Regions from separate parts of the Homo sapiens genome. Here region 1 is linked to region 2. A link is a loop called in an ENCODE intact Hi-C map of the cell type or tissue named here. Cell type or tissue: tibial artery. All regions are shown on one strand.

Region 1 (2,500 bases), 120 kb before region 2:
GATGGAGGAAACTGCCCTGAAGGAGGTTTATGAGTGTGTAAAAGGCTTGAAGAAGTAATCGGAGGTCAAACCTTGAAGGAGTCTGAAAGCTATGCTGCTGAGGAATTTGCACTTAATCCTGAGAGTTATGTGGAACAGGTCAGTGGCAGGCCCATGTTTACGTTTTGGCAGTAATGTGCAGGATGGATTGGAAAGAGCAAAAGTAGAGCCTGAGATGCTAGTTGAGTTTCTGAGAGTACTGTAAGTGATGACAAAAGTTTGAGCCAAAGAACTGGCCGTGAGGAGGAGAAAGATTCCAGAATCATTTAGAAAGGCCATTTGGATATGGGAGCCAAGGAAGAGGAATTGCGTCGTTCAGCAGTTCTCAGCCCTGGCTATGCTTAAAAAATATAAAGACACTCAAGCCTTGGAAATTTTGATTCAGTAAGTCTGGAATGGAGCTAGACATGGAATCTTATTAGAGAGTGGGCCTGTTGGGCCGCTGCCTGGGGTACCAGTTTATAAGAAACCCTAAAACGTCCTTAGAGCAAGTTGGAAATCTGCTAACTGGTGAAAGATAGACTCACTCCTAATGAACCTGGAGCACCCTGTCATGAAAATAATAAAATATTCCTCTCTAGCACCAACCTGTCCCAGTGGAGTGAGTTGAGTATTTCCTACTTGCAAGGTCTGCAGTGTAACCAGAGGCTCTGCCAACAACCTGGGAGCAGCCAACCACCAGTCAACAAAAATTTGGAAAGTAACAAAACATGAAGTGTTGTTTCCTAGAAGGGAGGGATTTACTGGTTATCTAAATTTAAAACCCTTTAATATAGCTTCCAAGAAGTTGCGGCCAGGCGCGGTGGCTCACGCCTGTAATCCCAGCACTTTGGGAGGCCGAGGCAGGTGGATCATGAGGTCAGGAGATCGAGACCATCCTGGCTAACAAGGTGAAACCCCGTCTCTACTAAAAATACAAAAAATTAGCCGGGCGCGGTGGCGGGCGCCTGTAGTCCCAGCTACTCGGGAGGCTGAGGCAGGAGAATGGCGTGAACCCGGGAAGCGGAGCTTGCAGTGAGCCGAGATTGCGCCACTGCAGTCCGCAGTCCGGCCTGGGCGACAGAGCGAGACTCCGTCTCAAAAAAAAAAAAAAAAAAAAAAAAGAATTACAAGGTGGAACTGAAGAGGAATGGAGTGTGCAATCTTAAATAGAGTGGTCAGAGAAGGCTTCACTAAAGAGGTGACACTTGGGCAAAGACCTGAAGGAGATGAGGGAGCAAACCATGGGGATATCTGGGGCATTCTAGGGAGAGGGATAACAAGTGCAAAGGTCCTGAGGTGGGATCTTGCCTGTAATATGCAAGGGACAATAAGAAGGTGAGTGTGTCCTGGAGCACAGTGAGAGAGAGTGTGCAGAGATAATGTTAGAGAACCAATGAGGGCCAAAGTGTGAAAGGACTTGTAGGCCCCTGTAAGATGTGGCATGTTACACTGCAGGAGATTTGAAGCCTCTGGTAGGTTTTGAGCAGAGAAATGACAAAAATCTGATTTATGACTCTTTTCAAGTAATTCTTCTTAAAAGTAATTTTATTCATGTTATTAGGATGGACCAGGATATGCTATAACAACAAACAATTCTTTACAGCTTAGCCATGTTCTTGTGTGACATTTTATTTGGCTGGGCTAGATCCTGCAGCAGCTTTTCCCAAGTGTGTTCCATGAGTCATTGGAGCTGCTTCTTTTGAAAAACAGTTCTGCTTCCAGTAATCCTGGAAATACTGGGCACTCTCTTCCTGTCTAAGTTAGTGATTTGAGACCATCATTAAAAATACATAAAATTGGAATAGAATAGAAAATGTCAGAGTGCATCACATGAAGTAATGTTTTATAAAACAATCTTTTAGTTACATTTATACATATATGTTTAATATATATCTTGTGTGGGGTCACAGTCAGAAAATGAGACTCAAAAGATCACAGCGTCTCCCTAAACATCTAAATAAAACCCTGAATGGTTTGTACTGTCCTCCACCCTCTTCCCTCATTTCCCAACCAGGGCTCAAACTCTCTGTCCTTTCAGTAGTCCATATGCACAGACAAGCTGCAGTTTGCAGTGCTACATCCTGCCTCCTGTTCCTGCCATATCAAGTCTTCCTCTTTGTTTCATGTTCTGGCAAATAGACTTGGATTTGCTAAACTGTTTACTGGCGATCTGGTCTCAGGAAAGTTACTTCACCTCCCTAATCCTGACTTTCCTAATTTGCAAAAGTTTTCCTTTTAGGATCGTTTGTGGTTATTAAATGAAATAATGTACAGAAAGCATCTGGAATGTTAAGGACCGAATACTTTCCCTTCATCTGTTCCTCCTGCCCATACACACATACACAATTTAAGGGGACTCTCTGGATCTTTGCTTCCCTTTAGAAGCACTGCCATCAGTGATAACCTCAGATCATTCTGGGGCAGGAGACTGCTGGGAAGATGCCTGTCTTCATCTAGCTAATGATGCTTCCTGTTAGTT
Region 2 (2,500 bases):
GCAAGCATCACTGTCTAGTTCTCACAAATGTCCAGCAAACCATGAGGCCTCCAAGCCATGGGCAGTGATGGCCAGGCCCAAAGCCATGTGCAGTTCAGTGGGCACTGCATACCCAGACAGGTAAAGGTCGGGGAGCCCAGGCTGTGGGGCAGGCACAGAAGTGCCAGGGAAGGCAGGAGATAAAGCTGCCAGGAGACCTGGGTTTCAACAGTAGAGCCCTATGGGCTCAGGTGACTACTTGCAAAGCCTTCTGCAGGGTGACGCTTTATGGCAGCCAGGTCCCTGCCAGATACCCAGGGACCCTGAGATCCCACATCAGCAAGCAGAAGGAGGTGACAGAATTAGGCTGAGTTTTCCTTTGGTCTCATTACCACCATGTCACCCTCAACTCCTCCCTTTCCTAATAATAATGATATTATCATAGCTAAGATCTACTGGCCAATCACTAGGTGCCAGATTCTTCACTTTGCAATGATAATCTTTATTTTATAGATGGTAAAAATCAAAGCTCAGAAAGGTTAGAAAGCCAAGTTTACAGAGGAAGCAATGATAAGACTAACCCAGGTAGGCTGGCTACAGGGTCTGCGATCTCCTTCTTTTTATCTGGAAATAATTTTAAATTTACAAAAAAAGTTGCATGTATAGGACAAAGAACTCTCCTACACTCTTACCCAGATTCACCAACTGCTAATTTGACATCTTTGTTTAATCATTCTCTCTATATGCAGTCAGCCCTCTATATCTGCAGGTTCTGCATATGTGACTTCAACCAACTGTGGATCAAAAATATTCAAAAAAAACTTAAAAATACAAAAAAAGTATCAATTTAAAAACAATATAGTATAACAACTATTTACATAGCATTTACATTGTATTAGGTATTATAAAGAATTTAGAGATGACTTAAAGTATACAGGAGGATTGTGTAGGTTATATGCAAATAATGACACCATTTTATAACAGGCACTTGAGCATCCTTGGATTCTGGTATCTGTGGGGGATCCCGGAACAAGTCTCCCTGAGGAGGGCAACTGTATACAAATTCTCTCTCTTTTCTGAATCATTTGTAAATAAGTTGAAGAAATCAGGCCCCTTTAGCACTCAATACTTTAGCATGTATTTTCTAAGAATGAAAACATTCTCTCACACCACAAAAATTAACGAAATGAATATTGATACTATAATGACAATGATATTATTATTAACATATGGTTTCTATTTTCTGGTCCAGAATCCAGTCCAGGATGAAGCATGGTATCCAGTTATCACCGCTCTCTAGTCCCTTCCGATCTGGGGTAGCTTCTCAGTCTATCTTCAACTTATGATCTTGACAATTTTTAAGAGTCAGGGCCAGCTATTTTCTAGTATATTCCTCAATGTCTGATGTTTTCTCATGATTAGGTTCAGGTTATGCATTTTCGTGAGGAATTAGAGTCTGTACAATTAGTCATTAATACAACCCCACCCTATGTGAGTCTTTCTGGGACACTCACCTTGGGGCAGCCAGGATGAGGAAGGACTGAGAACCCCTATACTGTGTAGGATGCTAGAAGGAGTAGGGCCACTTTACTGGAGAAAAGAAGCCCCTGCACCCATGGTGTCTTCAAATACCTGAGTTGCTGCACAAGAGTGAGGCTGCTCCTGAGGAGTGGATGCAACCCCTTCTACCTGACTGGACACACATGCATGATGGTGACACGTGCAACCCAAGCCCTAGGCACAAGTGTGGACTATGGGCACATATGATTCCCATTCTGTCCTGCCCAGCACAGCTGTGCCAGCTGCTCAGGGACCTAGAGTAAGAACTGCAAAAAGAAGTCATGGGGAGGTGGAGCTCAGCATGGTCAGTTGGAGGAAGACTTTCCTAAAGACTAGAGCTGTTTGAGCATGGAGGAATCAGCTACTTTGTAGGGCAGTGAGCCCCTGCCTGGAAGTGGTCTAGCAAAAAACAAAAACAACCCATGTGGACTACTCCACAGCGGGGATAGGGCTGGCCATGGTGTCTTCCAAAGCAGGACTCAGTGGATCCGTGGACCTGTTGTAGCAGTATCACCTGGGATCTGAGAAATGCAGAATCCTGGGCCCCACTTCAGACCTGCAGAACCAGAATCTCTCTGAGATGAGGACCCAGGAACTTGTGTCTTAATAAAGCTTCCAGGTGATTCTTGCGTGTGCACAATACTGAGGGGAACTGCTCTGAGGTTCTTCTAACATTTCACAATTTTGCGATACTCAGCAAGGCATTTCTATCTAGCCCAGGTTAAACAACTAATTCAATTGAGAATAACCCTCCCCATAAGTATCAGTAAAGGCTAAATAAATTCTGTTCCTACCTTTTGCTAAGATGATGCATAAGCCTAAGCTCTGGGACAATCTGAGAAGTCCGCCAGACTCTAAGCTCCCTTTTGAGACAAGTTGCCCCAACCCATTCCTTCCCACACAAAGTGCACCATTTGTGGTGTGGGAGTGGCAAGAAACGAGTCCAGGTCTCTTGGCCACA

Evidence for each region. Peaks named below come from ENCODE experiments on the same cell type or tissue, not always from the same donor. Only the 100,000 strongest peaks of a DNase experiment are listed, where the experiment ranks them.
Region 1: it touches region 2 in a loop (4-fold over the local background); 16 of 110 quality-filtered maps call a loop at or near these places.

Annotation. Positions count from the first base shown.
Region 1 is chr3:42,975,969-42,978,468 of GRCh38, forward strand. No RefSeq gene overlaps it. Among named protein-coding and RNA genes, the nearest start is that of GASK1A, 2.1 kb to the right of the region's middle. In tibial artery, no CTCF peak of the experiment used is centred here; no DNase peak of the experiment used is centred here.
Region 2 is chr3:43,099,451-43,101,950 of GRCh38, forward strand. All of the region lies in intron 1 of POMGNT2 (protein O-linked mannose N-acetylglucosaminyltransferase 2 (beta 1,4-)), which reads right to left. Among named protein-coding and RNA genes, the nearest start is that of POMGNT2, 5.4 kb to the right of the region's middle. In tibial artery, no CTCF peak of the experiment used is centred here; a DNase peak (open chromatin) is centred at 1,561.